Linked DNA regions of Homo sapiens: regions 2, 3 and 4 are each linked to region 1. Evidence: read pairs that join two places in POLR2A ChIA-PET (ENCODE). Cell type or tissue: CD4-positive, alpha-beta T cell. All regions are shown on one strand. Each heading gives the region's core, and the rest is flanking DNA. Links, peaks and the distances in the headings are about the cores only. Region 1 holds the start of EMB (embigin). Region 2 overlaps PARP8 (poly(ADP-ribose) polymerase family member 8). Region 3 overlaps PARP8 (poly(ADP-ribose) polymerase family member 8). Region 4 has its middle 72 kb from the start of EMB.

Region 1 (5,586 bases), core at 847-4,846:
TAGAAAGCTGCTGTGTTTGGGGTGAGAGGTTAGTAGGGAAGGGGGTTCATAAAGGGAATGCAAAAGCCACGTCCTCTGGAAGTTAAAAGGATCATTTTAAATGATTCTACTGCAAACATTTTTCAAAAGATAAACATGACCCATTTCTCCAATTTGTGTCATGTAATAGTAATAATAATGATATTTAAATACTCCCACTGATATATCCTTTACAAAGATATATTATATGTCTTATTTAATCAAAAAACCTTAAAACAGTCCCTGTACCTAATTTTATTCCAGGACTCAAACTGTGTCAGCATGTCATTCAGTGCAAATCAGACATTTAGATGCATAGGCTATGCTGTCAGTAGTTCTGAACTTTCATAGACATTTCCAATTAGCTCGGAGAGACAACTGGATATTGTGTTTAAGCACTGTGTTTAGGAAAACAGGCACTGGATGGACCAATGCCAAATTTCCTGCTCTGCTGCTTAACTAAGTATGTGTAATTACTTGGGCAATTAAGCAATTACTTGGGCAATTACATAAGCCAAGCCCCAATTTCTTCATCTTGAGCCCAGAAGGTCAAGGCTGCAGTGAGCCGTGAATGTGCCTCTGCCCTCCAGCCTGAGCGACAGAGTGAGAATTCCCCAGGAGTGCAGAGGTTCTCAGAACTGCAATACTCTGAGATGAATTTTGAAAGGTGAATCAGGGATAGAAGAATTAGGGATACCCAGAAAGGAGAAAAATGTTCTAGACAATTCTTTTTTCTTTTTTCAGCTGGAACTAAAAAAATGCTAACTCATAGGGCTATACATTTATAACTATTCTTATTATTAAAATTTGACTCAAAGTCTTAGGTTAACAGACAACCTGTGTCTAAGTATGTAGGCCTATACATCTAGGTCAAAAATATCCAGTAAACCTCACAATATCCTTTGGCAAAGAGAAAAATGAATTTCCCAGAGATCAATACCGAATCTAGAAAACAAGCTGAGAGTGCCTGACAATTTTTAATTCTGGCTTAAATTCGATGCTAACTTCATAACTTTTGTCTTGTACATTATTCCACAATTTTAGCTTACGTGGAGCTAAAAGAGCAGAACTTATACCATATACATAGAGTGACATCCCCTCCCCCATTCATCTTATTGATTTACACCTTCATTTATTCCACTTTCATTTGTTTCCTACCTTTTTTTTTTTTTTTCCTTTAGAGATCTTCTCTGCATATCAACTTAACCCTGACGCCTATGGAATAAGTATTTACCTAACAGTGCACTGTCTAGGCCATATCATTTTAAAGCTGTGGTTTTTAACCAGCTTAAAATCACATTTAAAGCTACATGGAGAGCTGATGAAACTCCTTAATGCCCACACTGAATCCCAAGCCAAATGAACCAGAGTTTTGCGGGAAAAGATCCAGGTATCAGGATTTTTCAAGCTCTCTGGTGATTCTGACATACAGTCAAGTAGAGAATCAAAGTTCTACAATGAATCCAGAATGCACTGGTTCTCAGAACTGCAATACTCTGAGGTGAACCAGGGATAGAAGAATTGGAGATACCCAGAAGGGGGAAAAATGTCCTGGACAATTCTGTTTCTTTTTCTTTCTTTTTTTTTGAGACAGTTTTGCACTGTCACCCAGGCTGGAGCTTAGTGGCACCATCACCATCATAGCTCACTGCAGCCTCAAACTTTGGACTGAAGCAATCTTTCTGCCTTGGCATCCCAAGCACCTGGGACTACTGGTGTACATCACCACAACCGCACTTTTAATTTTTTTTTTTTTTTTTTTAATAAAGAAGGGACCTTGCTATGTTGCCCGGGGTGGTCTTGAACTCCTGGATTCCAGCCATCCTCCCACCTCAGCGCCCAAAAGTGCTGGGATTACAGGCCTGGACAATTCTTTATAAGTGGTATTATGGAAAAGAGATGTGGCACAAGGAAATCTGCGAAGGAACCCACGATGTTCTGTCCAAGTTGTTAACAACTAGACGTTTTAAAAGGCATTTATAAAAATTAATAGTCTTACCTTTTGATTATCCTTCCTTCTCTATGGTGTGTTACAAAAATTCCACATCTTACAAGCCCATGAAAATAAATTCCCATGAGAGTTTGAAAACTTTTTGCAGAATAATGTCCCAATTTTAGTTACTGGTGGCCAATATTTACCAGCTTGAGAGGTGGTCTTTTATTACCCTTACTGGCTGGTAACATTTATGACACAGAAACTTGCAATAGGTTGGATGGAATCCTTTCAATATGAAAAGTAATTATAAACAGGTGAAGGTAGAATGGCAACTTTCGTGTTGGCTTTGTTAATGTTTTGCACGTAATCCCTCTGTCAAAGTGTCTTAAACAATAAAACAACAAGCAAAAATCTCACACATACACACACACACATGCACACACACATTTTGTTTTCAAAGACCACGGTGTAAAATGAAGATACACACACGTTATCCTGTAAGTTGTGGATCTTTGGTTGGCTAGTTGGTTATGATGTTTTTTCCCCTACTCAGCTCTAAAAAAACATCCTCGGCAAGGTGAGGTGGCTCACGCCTGTAATCCCAGCACTTTGGGAGGCCGAAGCGGGCGGATCACCTCAGGTTGGGAGTTCGAGACCAGACTGACCAATGTGGAGAAGCCCAGTCTCTACTAAAAATATAAAATTAGCCCGGCGTGGTGGCGCATGCCTGTAATCCCAGCTACTCTGGAGGCTGACAGAGGAGAATCGCTTGAACCCGGGAGGAGGAGGTTGCGGTGAGCCGAGATCACGCCATTGCACTCCAGCCTGGGCAACAAGAGTAAAACTCCGTCTCAAAAAAAAAAAAAAAAAAAAAAAAAAAATCCTCAAAGCCAACCCACCTGCCAAGAGGAGGGAAGGAGGTGATACTCGAGCCTTACTCTCGAATCAAGAAAAGGGAGTAGGCCTTGGGGAAATGTGGCTTTCAAAATTCATGCCATATTTGCCCAAGCCAAGTCGCTAGCTGGTCCCTGCAACCACCCACACACCCCACTGCCTTCTTCCTAGGAAAAACCAGACTCTGCCCTGTTACCTACGCGCCCGACTCGCGGGGCGCTGTTCGTTCAAGACTCGCCCCAAAGAGCGCAGGAACGCGAGCCGCAGCAGTTTCAGGGTTCAGCTTAGGTGACACAAACGTAGCTAATGGGAGGCCGCCGCCGACTCTCCCACCCGCCCTTACCAGCATCCCCGCGCCTCTCCCCGCCACCCTTGCCCGGCGCGCCGGCGATGCCCTCTGCCCGCGGGGACCCGAGCCTCGCGCGCCCTCCGCCCTCCCTACCCTGGACCCTGTACCCATCACACCTGGGGCACTGCCGTCCGCCGAGCTTGGGCGCGCGGCAGCGAGAAGGCACTGGAGGAGGAGCAGCCGGGGCGTACGCGCCCTGGCCTCCAGCAGGCCGGGGAGGGCGCGCATGGCGCCAGAGGGTCCGCCTGGGTCCTCGTGGAGACTGCTCCCTCAGCTCGCCGCCGCGGGTGTCCAGAGTCCCTGCGCACACTCGCAGGTGGCCCGGCGCTCGCAGCCAGTGCCGCGGGTAGGACGCTGAAGAAAAGGCGGAATGGGAGGGGCCCGGCCGCCTTGCCCCACTCCCCCGAGACGCTCTTACCGCGCCCGGCCCTCCATCAGTTATGCAGCCCTCAGCCGGCTGCTGGCGTTCCCGGATGTGCGGTGGCGGTGCTACTTCCCGGCTGCAGCCTCTCCGGCCTCCGCCCTCTCGGCTCTAGCAGGTCGGGAGAGAGCTTGGGCAGGTGATGTCTAGCCAATCTCGTGGGGAGAGGTCGAAACTCTGCCTACAGACTGGCCTTTGCACTTCACCTGAGGCAGGTTTCACTAATTTGCTTTGATGGGACAGATGAGAAACACTTTTCTCCTCCCGGACCCCGGACATCTTTGGGCTTTCTTACGAGGGAGGCTTATTTTTGCGCAGGTGTAAGGTTTTATCCAGCTGCCAGACAACTTGTGTTAATCTTTCTTTGCTTTGCCTACCAATCACACACATTCTCTCTTCTAGTCTCTGAAGGCTTAACTGATTTTCTCCGGATGAAGGTTTTAGAGTCCCAAGGCCCCATACCGTGTCTGATTTTACTTTATTTTTGTTTGTTAAGCCTAACAGCTTCTGAGGAGCCACCTAGAGCTCAAGAAGCAAAAGCTACTGAGAGTAGATACTATGTAAACTGCACAAGACATTGACCTTTGTTAAATCCGAACACTCTTTAAGATAATGCTCTTACCCACAAGGCTGTAGCTTGGAATATTCAGTGCTCTGAACCAAATTAAATAAATTAGTGCTTTATCCGGGAGGGGAGGAGAAATCTATATTGTAACATTGAAACACATTGATTTGATTTCTCTCCAGGATGTTATAACGCATTAAAAGATATTTTTAAAATTTTTCACGAGCTTTGTTTCCTCTCCCTTTATTTTTTTGAAGTTCAGCTTTCACATTCGTAAATTCAAAATATATCGGCGTTAAAAAAAAAAGGATTGGAAATAACATGAGACAAATTTTGAAAATTGAGCTATTTAACAAAACCTGTGTTTATTCCAGGCAGGAATGGTTAATTTGTAATTGGTACGTATTACTAAAACACGTCTGTTTCTGGTTTAGTATTATATGCACAAAACTTTGGAAACAGAATGTAGATTCTTCAAATTGGCAGTGAGATAATATGAATAATACAATTCATTCAACAATATTATCTACCAGGTGCCAATCTACCATTGTGTTCAAAAGAGGCTAGATAGGCACACATGCACAAATGCACGCATGCACACATGTACACACACACACACACAAATTAGACAACTGTTTATCTGTGAATGACAAATCTCAGAAAAGCCTCTTCTCAGAAAATTATGGTCAAAATTATTAAAATCTTCTGAATGAAACTTTAAAAGATGCCTTCAAGGACTAAATCTTATACACTGTTGACCCTCTGAGGGCATTGACTGGGCTTGCTAAACCCAAATTGCCTAATCAATGGCTGCTACATCACACCTCTTTCTTTCAACCCTGCATCTGGTCTCAGGACTAACTGCACACATTTCCCTATAATTAGGTAGAGTGTCAACAGTAAGCACTTCTCACCTCAAACTAAACTCTGACTGACTTTTCCCAGTTAGTCTCATAAAATCCTTAGACACAAATTCACCCTTCTTAAAGAAACATTTTTTTCAGTTGAATCAGCCTATTTATGACCAGAAAAACTTACTTACCCAAGTTGATGCTGATCCCCACTGTTGCTTTTGCTGTTGGAACAAAAGAGTTGAGAAAGAAATATAATTCTCATTTTGCTAAGCATTTTGAAAGTCTTTTCATCACTGTTCCTGTTCTATATTTAGATATTTGATATTTCCAGCCTTATGTACATTCCACTTTTTCAAATGCTCCATATCCTTTAAAACAAGCTTATTGACTGCCTTCCCTATATAACTTTTTCTATCCCTGATTCACCTTTCAAAATTCATCTCAGAGTATTGCAGTTCTGAGAACCTCTGCACTCCTGGGGAATTCTCACTCTGTCGCTCAGGCTGGAGGGCAGAGGCACATTCACGGCTCACTGCAGCCTTGACCTTC
Region 2 (5,586 bases), core at 1,070-5,069, 310 kb after region 1:
CTGGCTGAACAGTTGTCTCCTCCCCTCCCCAAAAGTCAACATTGGTTCTTATCACTGTTTCCTTGTGTGTAATATGTCGTTTTATTTTTCTCTGACTTCTTTTAGAATGTTTCCTTACATTTGGTTTTCAGCAGTTTGACTGCATGTACCTAGGTGTAATTTGCTTTGTGCTTTCCTGTTTCAGATTTTCTGAGCTTCTTTATTCAACACATCTTTGTCTTTCACTCAAATTGGGAAATTTTTAGCTCTTCTTGATATTTTCTGCATTATTCTTTCTTTCTTCAGCCTTCTAAAACTCTAATATACAAATGTTTGCTCTTTTGCTAGTGCCCCATAAGTCACTGATAGTCTGTTTTTGTTTGTTTCTGTCTTCTTCAGATTGGTTTTTCCTTTACATCCTTAAGTATACTTATGATAACTGTTTTAACATTATGGTGGGCTAATCCCAACACTTGGATCTTCTTTTCTCTTGAAAATAGGTTACATTTTTCTGTTTGTACATATATTAAGTGATTTCTGATTATATTGGATTCACCCTGTGAATGATGCTTTGAGTAGATTCTGTCTTCTATATGTTCCTTTAAAGAGAATTAGTTTTTTTTGTCTTAACAGGCAGATAATTGGCTGAACACAAACTAAAATTTGACTTTTCTGTGGCAGGTGGCAGCTTCACTGATGCAGTCAGATAGCTAATGTTAAACATGTGCTGTGTGTCATGCACCAAAGTAAATGATGACACTGCAAATATAAATAGACGTAGATCTTAACCTCATGGGGCTTGCTATCTAGTTGACAGAGATAAAAAATGAACAGATAAATATGTTCAATTTTCGTATGTCATATGAGGTAAGTACATAGAGGCAGCAGGGTTACTGAGAAGTGAGTTGTGCAATTGTTAAAATATAATTTAAAAATTATTTTGAAACAACTCAATCCTTATGAAAATAGAATAAAGTTTATTTATATATACGTGTGTGTGCGTGCATGATGAAAGATTGATAATATTACTTATACTTCCATTATATTTTGTTAATTCTTTTAGAAAAAAACCAACATTATCAAAAGTACTTCATATTTTGGGGAAACTATTAAAATGTTTAAATTCTTGGGTGCTGTACTAAATAAGAGAAATACTTTTTTGGTAAGAAAAGATGATTTGATGAAATCTGAGCAAAGAAAACAAATGATCATATAATAGGAAAAATAGACCTTGTTGAAATAAAAGACCTGTCTATACTAAAAGAAATATCCCTGTTGGGAGAAAGATATTTCAAAACTGTTAGACTAAGACCCATTTAGACTAATGGAAAGTATATTTTAAAAACCTGTGTTTCTTATGGCGGATATAAAAGTGGTTTTCTAATCTGTTTTGGAAGTTTCCTGTTTATACTTACATCTTTATAACTGAATGGGTAACATGGGTTTGGTTTGTCTTTTTTTTATAAAAGCCTGTCTACCTTAGCAATAACTTGAGCCTTTTTTGTTTGTTTGTTTTAACAGTGTATCCTACTCAGTACATGTATCTGAAGATTACCCAGGTATGCTTTTCTTGTTTTATTACAGATATTCGTATCAGGGTTCCTTTGAATATTTTTTTCTTCTGGAGATGTAAAACGCATATAAATATATTGAGGGGTGAAACACTGGTAGAGGAAGCCTTAAAGCTATAGAAGAATTCTGCTTACTGCCTGCAAAGTACATGTCTTACTCTGAGACACAGTGCAGAATCAAAATAATTTCCCAATGAAAAGTTCTTTAAAGATCCCTATGATAGTTCCAGCCTGTGCATTTACATCATTACAATTAAAATAAAGAGATCAATGGTCTAATTGTTAGTTTTGAACATCATTTGGCCTTTCATAATGTAAAAATAATAGGTAACATTTATTTGTTTCAGTCAGTTTTCTAAGTGTGTGTGTGTATCTATTTTTTCTTTTTAGTATTAAAAAATAGTAATTAGTTCATAGTTTGGTATGGAGATAATGTAAAACTTACTTGTTTAGCATTTAAGTATTTTCTGCGGCAGTTTGCATTAAGCATTTAACCATTTTATAAGATCGTTACATTTGAAAATACTTTCTTAAATCACAAACTTCCTTACAATTATTTTGCTATGCTCTCCATATGTTTTAAGAATAGTATTCTATAAAACTATTGTACAGTTATACAATGAAGTTATTCATTAAGGCTATGCCTATTTTTAATAGTAATACAAAAAGTGTTCTAGAGAAATTTTACTGGAAGAACCAATACAAGAAGTATTTATAAGAAAAATACTTTTTATAGATGGTTATGCAGTCAGCCCTGTCTGATAGTGTAGCATGTTTTTGATGCTATGTTTGCCAAGTATGTTATGAAATAAAAGCCCCACTATTTATTGTAAATACAAAAATTAATGTGCTTCTCATCTGAGTCAGATCATAGAGATGTCAGCCATGAGAAGTACAGGACTTTAAGTCAAGGTAATAGAAATAATAGTACAAATTAAAGCCCAGGTTGAAGACACTAAGTGAATTAATCTGTAGCACAGGATGTATGGTAGAAGATGCCTTTAGTAAACCAAGTGGGCCAAGTGTTTAGCTCCCTCTTGTGGCCAAGAGGTATTACTTGGGCTTTTTCACACTTTACGGGAGCCCCACCTGGAAATGCCAATATACAAACATTGAAATTCTAAAAAAAGTATTGATTATCATTTGTGCTCTTTTTACTGAATTCTCTAACTGGAGCAAGTTTGCAATGAATTTTCAATATAACTTAATTTCCAAAAGGAAGGAGTGTAAGTATATATATTTAATCTGTTTGGTGAAAGTAGGTTGTTATGCTGCAATAAAATATGATCACAGAAGACGGAGATTAGTGCATTCTGGTTTAAATACCGGGGCAGAATTTTCAGTTGGCTGATGTAACCAGTATATCAAAATACACTGTCCAGTGCGCAGTATACCAAGTATTTGCACATACATAATTTCATTTGATTCTCAATGCCGGTCTGTAGGAAAGGCAGAACAGGGCAGTTTATAATATAAATTCATACTTAGAGAAGTGTGCTGAGAGATGGTAAGTATTAAATAACATTTTCCCAAAACATGTAGTTTGGTGATAAAATCAAGTCTGTAATTCAGTTCTGATTCCCGTTGCCTCTGGGGAAGTAGTGTTAGTATTTTTATGGAGCTTTCTTCACAGTGAAATTAATATGATAATGTTTTCCCCATTATTAAATTTTAATCCACATTTATTTGTACTAAGAGTTGTTGGTTAATATGCTTGACTTTTTAGGTAGACATCTTGTTTTATAACTTACGTGTTTGTTCTTCCTTTCCAACATTTATACCTGTTCTTGTTGGCACTGGAATAATTTTTAATAATAGATATGAAAGTTGGCAGCTTTGTCCCTTTTTTCAAAATTAGTGAGCATGCTTCCAGTTGTTTTCAGAAAGGAAATTACTCTTTTTCTCATTTACCAAGCTTTTTTTTAAAAAAAATGAATATTAAATCTTTATCAAACTATTGTTTGGCATCTGTTGAGGTGTCATATCTACTTTTTCCTTTAAACAATAAAGTAACAAATTGTATTAGCAAATAACTCAATGTTGAGCTATGAGAATTATGTGTTTTGTCATATACTTTAGCATTAAAGACCTTAAGTTGCTGAATGAATTAAACAACTCTTTGAGCATTTGCTAGAACTTGCAAACAAATCTGTCTGAGCTTTTTAGGGATGGTTCTGGGTCAGTTGTCTTATTTTTCTGCCATGATTATTATCTCTTCTGTTTTTCTGTTTCTTAGTCATTTTAAAATATGTCTTCTTACTGAAAGTTTCTATGTTGGTGAAATGTCCAAACTTTTTAGCAAAAGTATAGTATTTGGTCCGTAATTGTAAAATTCTTCCATGTCTCTGGTTATTTCTCCTGGCCCATTTTTATTGTTCATATTTGTTCTTGTTCTTCCGTCCGTTGGTTTGTCTTCCAAATAGTTTAGCCATTTAAAAGATTCTTTCAAACAAATAGCTCTCTTTAATGTTGCATTCAATTTCTAAATGCAGTAATCTTGATACTACATTTATGAATTCTTTCTAATAATATACCTTAGGCTTCCCCTCTGCCTACTTTTCCTGGATTATTTGGATCAGTTATTAAGTAATCATCTAAGTTTGAACATATGAAATTTTCTTTGCTCTATGAAAATATATCAGTATTATCCTCCAAAGTCAAGATTACATCATTCTAGCTTATGTCCCTAGGAACAGATTTGTCCTTTTATAATTGTGATCTATTAATTAACTTGTACCATCTATTGAAATTTATTTCATACTTTTAGTGAAATGAAAATTTAGAGGGCCTTTGTTGAGTCAGCATATATAATAGCATGTATATAAATGAAATACTAAATGATATGTTGACTGTTCATGATTAAGTGAAGAAATAGAGAGGCCTTGTGATTTACTTGTACTTCTTTGTAGATTTTATTTTGAAGACAGTTTTTTTTTTAATGTCAGAGAATGAATTACACAATAGTTGTGTATATTACAAGTCACAGGTTGGCTCTACTATAATGGCAGAGTTCTTTAATTTTCTCTTTCCACTTTTAATTAGAAAGGCTTACCTACTGTTGGGAGTGGACTCTCTTATCCCTAGTAGAGGAATGAAGGGATACTTTCTGGATCCTCTGGCACCTGTGAGTCTAAAGAGTCTTGACCTACATGATATACTTGAGCATTAGGTATAGCCTGTGAATAAACCTCTTAAGTGAGAATTAGAATACTATACAGTCTATATCAAATTATAGCCCCAAAAATATAATTGTTTTTATACCTAATAAACATTTATATTTTATAAGACATTGCAACTTTTTAGTGACAATACTTTCCATATTTGAAAAAGGACATGGTATAGTGACAAATCATTGATTTTTGGATTCAGGCAGATTCAAGTTTTACCACTTACTAGTGTATAGTTAGTTAATTAATAGTATTTAATTTCTCTGAGCCTTAGTTTCCTAGTATTTAAAATAGGGATAATAATTGACTGCTATAGGGGATGAGGTGAAATTATGTAGAAAATTCAGCAAAAATATCCAGAATGTAACATGAAATCAATATAATTTTTTTAGAGTTATAATTATTATTTATCTTAAGTTACATCAGTGAGGGATGGAATGACTTGACTTAAATGGTGCTGTATTTGGAGCAGAATAAAAGCAACAGTTTAAGAAATACTTTTGCACAGTTCTATTCATCTCTCCCCAAGTCTCAAGTGTTCATGAAAGTTCTGGTAATGCTTTGCATAGTGTTAGAGAAGTGAAGAGAAAATATCTTGCTGTTAACAGCCTTAACAAAGATCTGTAGGTCCTCTATAAAACATACACATTAAAAATCTAACTGTCCCCAGAGGTTTTCAGAAAAAAAAAAAAGAGCTTAGAAGTCAAGATGGAGAATTCCAGTGAAGGAATTTGAGTTTGAAAACATTCATATATATATATATATATATATATATATATATATACACACACACACACACACACACACACACACATATATATATATTTTATTATACTTTAAGTTCTAGGGTACATGTGCACAACGTGCAG
Region 3 (5,586 bases), core at 495-4,494, 300 kb after region 1:
ATGAAAATGAAGCTCAGAGGGACTGGTAAAGACACAGAGTGAATGCATTGTTTAAGGATGTTAGAAGTAAGAGGAAAGGAGTGAGAGCTGGGAAAATTATAAAATTGTGGTTAGAAAGTGGGACATGGGGGTTTGAGATTTTAGAAGGGGAGCCATTCACTCCAAATCAAGCTTCAAGGTATAGCCATTTGGAGATTTGGTGAGCTAGTGGTAGGGAAAACGAGGCCATGGAACTACGTGCAGCTTAACGTTGTCCAAATGGATGGGAGTGATGTCAAGATTTTTGGTAAAGAGGAAAAGAAGGTCCTAGAGCTCCCCAACCCTGGATAAATGACAAAAAGATTGTAGCTCATAGTGGTGAAGAATGAGGATGCTGTAGCTGATTGACCTGCACAATTTGAAAATGTTTTTAGAGGGTGAAATGATGATGAACATGAAAGTGAATGTTTTGGGAACTGAATGGCATTAAAGTAGCAAAGGTGAGCTTCTAGTATGCCCCAAATTACCTTCTAGCTTGAGACACTAGAGTTGGGTCTGGAGGTGGGTAGTGGGACAGCATCTCTTTCACTCTGCAGCACTTGAAGAGTAAAGAAGACAGAATTAATAAGTGCTGGAGTGAATTTTCTTCTAGAAAGCTCCAGTGTGTCTGGGGGTGAGATGTGGTCTCAGGTTTCAACTGCTGACTTGCAAGTGAACAAAGACTGAGACCTAACCAGGCACGATGGCTCAAATCTGTAATCCCAGAGGTTTGGGAGGCTTGAGGCCATTGCATTCCAGCCTAGGTGACAAAGTGAAACCTTGTCTCCAAAACATAAATAAATAAATAAATAAATAAAATTAAAAATTAATTGATTAAATAAAATTGAGATCTGTACTCCTAAGCATCTTCGCTAGGGTAGAGGATTGTTTGTCATGTGCAATTTTTTGTTTCTGCCTTTTGCTTTTTCTTATTTAAATTCTTAAAGTGGGATCTAACTGGGAGGGATAAAAGATACGAGGATGTAGTTTATTGGAGAAATTGTTTTAAATATTAGCAGGTAAGTAAAAAGGTAATGTGCAATAAAATACTGGTTTTTACTTGTTCTGTCAAAACCTCTGGGTGTTGTTGAAAAAGCATGAACTGAGGATCCAGGAGTTTGACGTTACAGATGGCAGTTATGGGCCCTGCTTGTAAAATCAGATAATGAATTGGTGCATCGAAAAACTCTTTTAAGTCTAAGATTCTTTCATCTTCAAGCCTAAATTCCAATCTTTATTACATAGAGCTACCATCTTCCACTACTTTTGAAAGACTCTCCTTAGATCCATGAACTTGGGAGTTCAGACCAGACTCTATCTGTTCTTAGCTCATTGCAGACATTTCAGAAGGAAAAGGATGGTAATGGAGTGATTGGGAAGTGTAGATACAAGAATGACCTTATTAAATGGTTCCAGTTATAGGAGTAAACAAATATATGAACAGAATACAGGATTAGGTAGATATGGAGCAACTGACAGCTGCTTTGGGAACTCCTTTAGAAGTTGTTGGCTATTGGGAGATGTCTTTGGTTGGGCCAGATGCTTTCAGAGGAAAAAGAGGTGAAAGTAACCATTTTGTTAGAAAATTATTGAGGTGCAATAAAATAATTTTTAGATTCTGGTTTCAAAGTTGTGACTTTAAGAACCATGCATCACACTGTTCATATAATATATACCAAACACATATTTGACTGACCTGAGTTTCTGGCAAAGCACCTCAATGTAATTAATTGTAAGTCAGCATATCCCAAAATTCTGAAGGCTTTTTTTTTTCTCTGAATAGGAATTCAGAGCTTGCTCCAGGGATGTGAGGACAAAAGATGAGTATGACTTTTAAAAGGAATTCAGAACTTGCTCTAGATTTTGCTTTCTTCTCATGTCCACCTTCTTTCACTTTCACTTATGCTTCTTGACAATATTTTCTGCCTGCTACATGGCATTTATTATGTACAGCACATACTAACAGTACTCTGCAATCTACTTAAGCTTTGTTCTTTCCACGTTTTTTTGGTACTACTCATTAGATCCTTGAGCCAATCATCCATGTCTGTTTGTACTAGATTGTTTCCCTTAGAACTCTGCAAGTCACAAAGTGAAACTGATTAGGATTTTACAGTCCTGGTGATTTTCCTTCTGGTATACCACTGAGAAAATGCTGTCGCACAAGGGGCTGATGAATCATTTTGCAGGATTTCTGTTTGCTATTTTCTATTTGAAAAATTAGGTACGTTCACGAACATGGGAATGTCTCCTAATATCATGAGGACAATACGACCATAAAATAAAATAATCAGTGTTGGTTTGGGTCTCAGATAAATGTAATATATTGTACTTTTTAGCAAATTGAGTTTTCCAGAGAACATTCATTCATGTAAATTTCACTCCTATAAATTTTAATTGCTTGTATTGGAAGCTGACTAAAATTACTCAGCACCTGCTGTTATGTGTCTGGCATTGTCCTGGGGTCCTTGCACCTGTTAAGCCATTAAATCATCACAGCAGGCTCTTAAGGTAGGTATGGATTCTTCCATTTTACTAAATAGAGATTGAGTCTGTGAGTGTTTAACCAACTTTTCTTATGCCTCCCAGCTAGTAAGCCTCAAAGCTGCATTGGACTCCTATTTGTCTGTCTTGAACTACAACAGGCCCTCTAACTGGAGGTAGACAAAGGAATGAATTAAGGCCTCATTTTGGATTCAGACATTGATTTAGATGAAAAATGAAGCAATTGCCATTGGTTGAGATGGTAGGCTGTTGGGAATTAATTCAGCTTAGTACTGAGTATAATCTCTGGCATTGCCAAGCTTCTGTCACATAGCACTGCCAGATCAGAAGGGTGCCTTGATCATCAGTTTTATTTCTACATAGTACCATTCGACAGTATAAAGGAATGGATCACGGGAAAATGAATTCATATGGGGTCATAGTGTACATTTCCCCCCAGCTTGTTTTGGGGCACCATTGTCATGGATATTTTATCTTCTAATGTTTGGCATGTTGATTCAGGGCCATGATTTCCAAAGCTGCTCTATTGGCTGAGGTCCAACATCTGCCATTTGTTCCTGCATTCTTATTCCCAATACATACCTTTTCACTGATATGTGCTCATATTTTACTACTATGATAGCTTCTTAATCTGATCTCTCTTTTCTTCAATCTATCCTAAATATTAGCTATCAGAGTATATTGTTCAAAATACTAATCTGCCTGGAAATACTGTTATGCTTCATAATCTCTGATTCCATTTATGTATTATTCTTGAAATGATAAAAAATTTAGAGCTAGGGAACTGATTAGTGGCTGTTGGGCTTAAGGATGCTTGGGTGAAGGGAGATGGATATGTCTCTAAAAAAGGTAGCACAAGGGAAATTTTTGTGTGATCAAATAGTTCTGTATTTTGTTTGCTATAATGGGTATGTGATGCACATGTGATAAAGTAACATAGAACTATACTCAAACTTTGCACTAATGTCAGTTTCCAGGATTTGATATTCTACTGTAGGTACATAACATGTAAGCAATGGAGGAAACTGGGTAATATACATGACACTTTTGTACAGTCTTTTCAACTTTATGTGAGTCTATATTATATAAAAAGTAAAAAAAAATACTACTGTGCTTTAAAATGTTCAAGTTCCTTTGTCTGTCATATTTATGTATCATATTCTCTGGTTCCCTCTAAATTAACCATCCAAAGGTGTTACCTCTGATATATATATTTTTTTCTGTTTAAATCTTATTTGGCATTAACACAATGTTTGGCTCATACCAGGTTACCAAAAAGTGTTCCTTGAATTAAAACTGGGATTAATGGTTTTAATCCCAGTGCTTTAGAAGGCTGAGGCAGGAAGATCACTTGAGGCCAGATGTTTGAGATCAGCCTGGGCAATATAACAAGACCCCTGTCTCTATCAAAAATAAAATAAATTAGCTGTATGTGGTGGTGCAAATCTGTAGTCCAATCTACCCAGGAGGCTGCAGGGGGCAGTTGCTTGACCCCAGGAGTTTGAGGTTACAGTGAGCTATGATTATGCCATTGTACTCCAGCCTGGGCAACAGAGCAAGACCTCATCTCTAAAAAAAATTTTTTTTAAATGGAAAAAATTTGCTTTATGAAATAAAAATGTATCAAACTTGGTCTGTTTACTAATCATACTTCTTTTCTACTCATCTACTTATTCAGTTATGGTTTTTTTTGTTTGTTTGTTTTGTTTTTTTTTTTTTTTTTGTCTCTTCCTAATCTCTTTCCAAGTACTGAGCAGCATGCCAGGGATTTGACTGGTGGAGTTGGGAACTCTTTTCAAGGACTTAAGACTCAAATGTCATAAGGGCAAGATGAGCCAGGGAACCCAGGGTATAAGCTATGCTGACTCATGTTCATCCATTCATTCAAATTTATTGAGATTTGTGTTATAGCTCAGTATATGATCTATCTTGATATTCTGCAGTTGTAGTGTTCTATGAAAATCAGTTTCAAATATTCTGTGTTTTTAATTTTTTTTTCTTTTTGGTCTGGTTCCATTAATTACTCAAATTATGATTGTTGAGTTGTTCATTTTTCCTCTATTTCTGTCAGGTTTTGCTTCATATATTATGAGGCTTTGTTATTAGGTACATACACATTTATGATTGGTATGACTTCTTCCTGACGAACTGACACGTTTATCATTACGAATGATCTCTTTATATCTTTAGTCCTCAGTCTTCTGATGCTTATTGTTTGCATGGTGTATCTTTTCCATTCTTTACTTAAATCTATATGTGTCTCTATATTTAATATGGATCTCTCAAAGATAGGATAGACCTTGCTTTTTTTTTTTTTTTTTTTTTTTTTTTTTGAGACGGAGTCTCGCTCTGTCGCCCAGGCTAGAGTGCAGTGGCGCGATCTCGGCTCACTTCAAGCTCCGCCTCCCGGGTTCACGCCATTCTCCTGCCCCAGCCTCCCGAATAGCTGGGACTACAGGCGCCTGCCACCGCGCCCGGCTAATTTTTTTTGTATTTTTAGTATAGACCTTGCTTTTTTATCCATTCTGGTAATCTTTTCCTTTTATTCAGTGTGTCTTGTTCCATTAACATTCAATGAAGTTATTGATATGATTAGATTCAGGCTCTATTTACTTTTTGTTTTCTATTTGTTCCTTCTGTTTTTTGTTCCTCCTTTCCTGCTTTCTTTTGGATTAAATGATCCAAAATGATTTTTAGAATTATTGTGTAATTTATCTATTAGCTTTTTAAGCAGTTTGTGTGTGTGTGTGTGTGTACATGCTATAGGGATATTTCCTTTTCTGATAGTTATTATTTAGGGTTAATATATCATTTTACATCATATGTAAGGATTTTGCAACTTCATTTTACATAATATGCAAGGACCTTGCAACTGTTTAAGACCATCCTACCCCTCCCTGTTACAACGCTGTAATCATATGTGTGTGAAGTGCTATAATTTTACTTTTTAACAGTCGAATGTATTTTTAAAGCATTAAAAAAATAGTGTTTTATATTTACAGTTTTCGGTGCTTTTCATTCTTTTGACTTTCCGTCTGGTATTATTCATCCAGAAGAGCTTTG
Region 4 (5,586 bases), core at 637-4,636, 73 kb after region 1:
AATAAATGAATAAATGAATGAATGAATGAATGAATACAAATTATTTTAAAATAAAAATTAGTTAACTATACAATAATCCTACAAATGCTCGACAATAAACAATGAGGTACAAAAGCCCTCATGGAGCCATATTTGTGATTGTTTTAGAGCTGCATAGTGCTAGGATGTCCTGATTAAGACTTTCACTTTGCAACATTTATTCTTTGATTTAACCCATGACCGCTATGACTGCTGTAACTCACTGATTCACCAAAAATTAAGTAAATAATTACTTTACCTGTTTCTATTCATCTTTCTTATACGTATGTATAGGTCAAGTTTATTTCAATGTTTAATTATAAGAAGTGTTCGGGGCCTTTATTTAGAAATTTGTTGATGTTTTTGTGTCCAGAAATATGCCAGAAATAGCAACTTAACTCCTGTTTATATCAATTAGCTTATGGTAAAATTGGTTCCAATATTTGTCATTTTGCCTAAAGTCACAGTTTCCAAGAACTCACCGACAACAGTAAGTGAGGACTTACTGGATATCCCTGCAAATTATATTGAATTTTGGGAATGTCAGTGTTTTAAACTTTTTCCTTTGCCCTTTTCTTCCCACCTGGATTTTCTGTCTTTTCCATGTTGATTTTCATGAATTCCTTCCCTAATCTAGATGTCAATCTAGAATATTTATTTATTTTATACATTGTAAATATCTCTTCTGAATTAGTCAACAACTGTTTAACTTTGTCTCTATTTCTTCATTAAAATAAACCTTTAATTGTAATGTAATCAAATCCATAATTTCTTTTTTCTCTCCCTCCTTCCTTCCTCCCTCCTTCCCTCCCTCCCTCCCTTCCTTCCTTCCTTCCTTCTTTCCTTCTTTCCTTTTTAGTTCATCCTCTTAGGGTCATAATCAACATGATTTTCCATTACCTCCAGGTAACACTTATATTCTCAAGATTTTTTTTCCTTCTTAATAATTCTACTTTTCACTAATTTAATGTGTGGCATATGGCCTTTACTTAATTTTTTTCAATATTCCAATGCTATCTACCAATCTATGTTTCCCCAAATCATTTATAGTTCAACTTTATTATAAATCAAATTAACACACACGTTTATAACTGCATGTTTGTGTCTATTTCTGAGCTCTCTGTTATGTCATCTTTCTTTCTGTCTTTGATGAATACCACACTGGTTTCATTATTATTATTATTATTATCATGACTTTGTACTTTATATTATGTCTAGCAAGATGTGTCCCCATTCCTTGCTTTTCTTTCTTTCTTTTTTTTTTTTTTTTTTGACAGAGTCTCACTCTGTCACCCAGGGTGGAGTGCAATGGTGCGATCTCGACTCACTGCAACCTCCCCCTCCTAGGTTCAAGCAATTCTCCTGCCTCAGCCTCCCAAGTAGCTAGGATTACAAGTGCGCGCCACTATGCCCAGCTAATTTTTGTATTTTTAGTAGAGATGGGATTTCACCATATTAGTCAGGCTGGTCTCGAACTCCTGACCTCAGGTGATCCACCCGCCTCAGCCTCCCAAAGTGCTGGGATTACAGGTGTGAGCCACCACGCCTGGCTGCTTTTCTTTAAATAAATGTAAATAAACTATTCATAGACCTTTATTCTTCCATATATATTTTTGAATACAGTGGCTAATTTCTTAAAAAGAAAGTCTGAATTTTATTTGAAAATAAGATGGCATCTTCTTGAAAATTGTGGCCATGCATATTTTAGACCCTTATCTGTGTGGTCCATTAATTCTGCTGACTAGGTTTTAGTTTATTGCCTTTCTTTTACAACATTGGAACAATCTGTGGGCTCCTCAGGGGCAGGGGTTAAAATCCAGGCCCTAGCTTGTATGCAGCTGATGAGGTTACAAATGGAGCAGGATACAGAGGGCCTCTGGTTTAACAATCAAGACTTAACCATTCTGGTTTAATTTTCTCCCTCCTCCCAACACTGCCATGTGGCTGGCTGACAGGCTGGGGTCTCTGCTCTCCCTACACCGAGTGTCTTCCAGTGCCTACCGGAAGTGCTCCTTTCTGATATTAACTCTTCAGTGTTTGGCTAATGCAGCTACTCTCTCATTCTGAGTTCAGCTTCTTCCTAACATTGTTAATAGTGATACCATCACAGGTCCTGTTTATTAGTTCAGATTGTCCATAAAACTTTACAGTAGTTTGCAGCATCAATAAAATACATTTTCAGACTTCTGTTTCCCAAGGTGTGTATATGAGACTGTTCGCAAAATTCCTGGCTTGCCAGGCAATGCAGTAAAAGCAAACTAGGAAATTCATCATACTAGAAGAAACTTCTTGCTTCCTCTCACGGGTTAGAGAATGATTGTACACACTTTGTAATAAAATATGACACAAAAAAGAGATTGTCATCCATAGGAAGAAGTAAGAATTAAGTGTGCAGACTGGGGATTTACTTACCTCATACCCTTGCACTAATTATTTAACCTCAGTTTCCTCATCTACAAAATGGAGATACTGATAGTACCTACCTATAGGATTGTTGTGAAATTAAATATGTGAGTGTGTGTGTGTGTGTGTGTATTCATCAATTTAATTAATATTATATATTATACAATTTCTACAACTGTGCTTGGCACATAGTAGGCACCTCATAAATGTTAACTATTGTTATTATTAAAGTTGTCTTCAGAGGTTCCAGGGACTTAAAAATTCAGATTCCTGAAATCCACTATTATGTGTATTCTTTTCCCCCTATTTTCTGCCCTCTAGTGGTAATTTCAAATATGATTTCTGTGCTTGATTTTATTTGGAATTCTTGTTAAATAAAGACCCACTTTTTTCCTTTTTTCCTATTAAGTGCAAGTTATTTTAATATGCAGGACTGAAAACAATTTGTAACTGTTTCTCATGGAGTTGGTAAGGGATAGTTTGAATCTTGTAGAAGAAACTTTCTCTTTAATGCCTATTTGTATTCATTTCTCTAAGACACCTCCATCCTAAAACAATCCCTTTCTCTAGAAACAAGAGCTCTTCTTTCACCTGACGTTACCTATGAGATTCCACCGCATTTTAAGTCCTGTAAAAGTAATCAGGTATTTTTACATTAAAAATATTACTTTCTGAAAAGTAAACATTTATCTCCAAAAATAACAATGTTCCAAAGATGGAATGTTAGCATCCATAGCTATTGAAAACTTTAATCAAATAATAATAATAATCCTTACTTAAGCTATTCATTGTCTCAGAAAATATGCTACGTCCTTCCATTTCTTTTAACACAGTCTCTTTCCCAATGTACTTATACTTACTCTGAATTTAGAGATAAAGGGGAATGTTCTTAACTGCTTTATAGTGAAGACAGATATTGTCAATTAGTGTAAACAACAACTGCCAACCCCCCTCCCCATTCCCCTTTTCTCCCAGTCTCAGAATATAAATAATAGCAAAGATTTAACTGCCATTCTTAAGAGCAGATTTGTGGTGCTTTTACAACATATATTTTTATACAGAATTTTAAAATATCATCTTGGGCCATATAGCTTTATCAAATAGATATATAATGAAGACAGCTTCACTAAACTGTAAGAAATTAACTGAATTATCAGGACTTGAAGTTTACATTTACAAATCAGGAAATTGAGTCAGAAAGAACTGAGGAAGGACTACATTGAGTAATAAACTATAAGATTTAGTGAGTGGATCAAGTATTCAAATATGATCTTGAACGACTTAATGTATCTATACATTATTTTGTCCTTGATCAGGATAGGATCATAAATATGAGAGGAGGAAAGAGCCCCCAGGCTGTGTAAGTCTGTTCGGTTTGACTGATAACATTCATTTCATGCTCCCTAAACCTTTCTCTAAGTAGTCTTTCCTTGAGCTTGGTATAGAAAGATGCTTACTATAAATAAAATTTTATTACCTTCCCCTTCTGAGTTAGTGAAATAATGAAGACATGTTCTCCTGATGTCAGAAATGTAAGATGTAAGATTGCAATCACTACCTTAGAATCAGAAAGCTAATAGTGGAATAAAGGGAAAGCCTACCTACTCTCTTCAGAAAGGAGATGCTGGAGGCACCCTAGGCATAGACGACAATGACTTTTCAAGAATATACCTAAACCTGATACATAAGCAGCTATTATTGAGCAACGGCACTGGTATTAGAAATTAATATCTTGGTACCGATTCATATTAACTGTTTTAAATCTCAAATGCTTTATGCATAATATAACTGTGATAAATTTCTATTACTTATTAAGATTTATTTGATACACTTAATTTCCTTTAATTCCATTGAATGGAAGAGCTAGCAAAGGCAAAAAAAAAAAAGGAAGAGATTTTGAGATTTTACAAGAATTCAAAGAAGGAAGTGGAAGAAAGAGAAGAAAAAAGGAAAAAGCAAGTGGCCTAATCTTCTCAAAATAATAAAGCTAAAAGAAAATGTAAAAATTAATGCATTCCAACACATTTTATTAGTACCTTTTATAAGTAAGATAATGTGCTAAGTCCCAGAGATAAAATAAGCAAAAAGATACTATTGGTAAGAAAAGGCAGCATGGTAGAGCACCCAATTATAAATTAAATGGTATGTAAGTACTGCATTGGGGTCTTAAATAGGATTCTTCAAATAACTTGCCTTGAGGAGTCAGTTAAGATTTACCAGTGGAAATAACATCTGAGGTGAGTGCTGCAGAATAAGTGAGAGACAGATAAAGAGTAGTGAAAAGAGTGTTTTAGTTAGAGGGAAATATGTGCAAATGCTGGGAAGTAAGAAAAAGAATGCACAAACACAAGTGAATGAGCAGGTTCAAGCAGCTAAAAGTAATTCAGTGTAGTTGGAGATTAGAGTTGTGGGGGCAGGGAAGAAAGTGATGGAGAAATCCAAGAATAAGGATGAAATCTGAGGCCAGATATTAAAAGATCCTCTAAGATCTATTGAAGAGTTTCTACCTTTGTATTTTTAGTAGAGATGGGGTTTCTCTATGTTGGTCAGGCTGGTCTCAAACTCCCAACATCAGGTGATCCGCCCACCTAGGCCTCCCAAAGTGCTGGGATTACAGGCGTGAGCCACCACGCCCAGCCATCTGTTGCTTATTTTTTAAGCAGATTATTAAGTCTTTTCTTATAGAGTTGTTAGAGATCCTTACATATTCTGGTTATTAATCTCTTATCAGATGGACAGTTTGCAAATATTTTTTCCCATTCTGTGGGTTGCTCTTCACTTCGCTGATTGTATCCTTTGCTGTGCAGAAGCTTTTTAACTTGATGTGATCTCATTTGTCCATTTTGACTTTGATTGCCTGTGCTTTGGGGTATTACTCAAGAAATTTTGCCCAAACCAACGTCCTAGAGAGTTTCCCCAAAGTTTTCTCATGGGAGTTTCATAGCTTTTAGGTCTTAGATTTAAGTATTTAATCCATTTTTATTTGATTTTTGTATGTGGCAAGAGATAGAGATCTAGCTTCATTCTTCAGCATATTGATATCTAGTGTTCCCAGTATCATTTATTGAAGAGACTGTCTTTTCCTCAATTTATATTCTTGGCACCTTTGTGAAAAATGAGTTCACTATAGGTGTGTGGATTTGTTTCTGGGTTCTCTATTCTGTT

The links. Peaks named below come from ENCODE experiments on the same cell type or tissue, not always from the same donor. Only the 100,000 strongest peaks of a DNase experiment are listed, where the experiment ranks them.
Region 2: POLR2A ChIA-PET joins it to region 1 with 12 read pairs; 8 of 35 experiments call an interaction of 5 or more read pairs at or near these places.
Region 3: POLR2A ChIA-PET joins it to region 1 with 18 read pairs; 9 of 35 experiments call an interaction of 5 or more read pairs at or near these places.
Region 4: POLR2A ChIA-PET joins it to region 1 with 14 read pairs; 9 of 35 experiments call an interaction of 5 or more read pairs at or near these places.

The regions. Positions count from the first base shown.
Region 1 is chr5:50,437,727-50,443,312 of GRCh38, forward strand. EMB (embigin) reads right to left here and starts at 3,562. Exons shown (of 9, transcript NM_198449.3): 1 at 3,314-3,562. The coding sequence starts at 3,425. RefSeq lists silencers at 3,106-3,295, 3,376-3,505. In CD4-positive, alpha-beta T cell, for the core only: a CTCF peak has its summit at 3,064; DNase peaks (open chromatin) are centred at 2,565, 3,085 and 3,645; H3K4me3 peaks cover 2,998 bases; H3K27ac peaks cover 2,542 bases.
Region 2 is chr5:50,748,651-50,754,236 of GRCh38, forward strand. PARP8 (poly(ADP-ribose) polymerase family member 8) reads left to right here. Exons shown (of 26, transcript NM_024615.4): 3 at 1,501-1,538. Among named protein-coding and RNA genes, the nearest start is that of PARP8, 85 kb to the left of the region's middle. In CD4-positive, alpha-beta T cell, for the core only: CTCF peaks have their summits at 2,610 (motif pointing left) and 2,811; a DNase peak (open chromatin) is centred at 2,581; H3K27ac peaks cover 686 bases.
Region 3 is chr5:50,742,935-50,748,520 of GRCh38, forward strand. All of the region lies in intron 2 of PARP8 (poly(ADP-ribose) polymerase family member 8), which reads left to right. Among named protein-coding and RNA genes, the nearest start is that of PARP8, 79 kb to the left of the region's middle. In CD4-positive, alpha-beta T cell, for the core only: no CTCF peak of the experiment used is centred there; a DNase peak (open chromatin) is centred at 2,017; H3K4me3 peaks cover 1,692 bases; H3K27ac peaks cover 2,737 bases.
Region 4 is chr5:50,510,491-50,516,076 of GRCh38, forward strand. No RefSeq gene overlaps it. Among named protein-coding and RNA genes, the nearest start is that of EMB, 72 kb to the left of the region's middle. In CD4-positive, alpha-beta T cell, for the core only: a CTCF peak has its summit at 2,803; no DNase peak of the experiment used is centred there.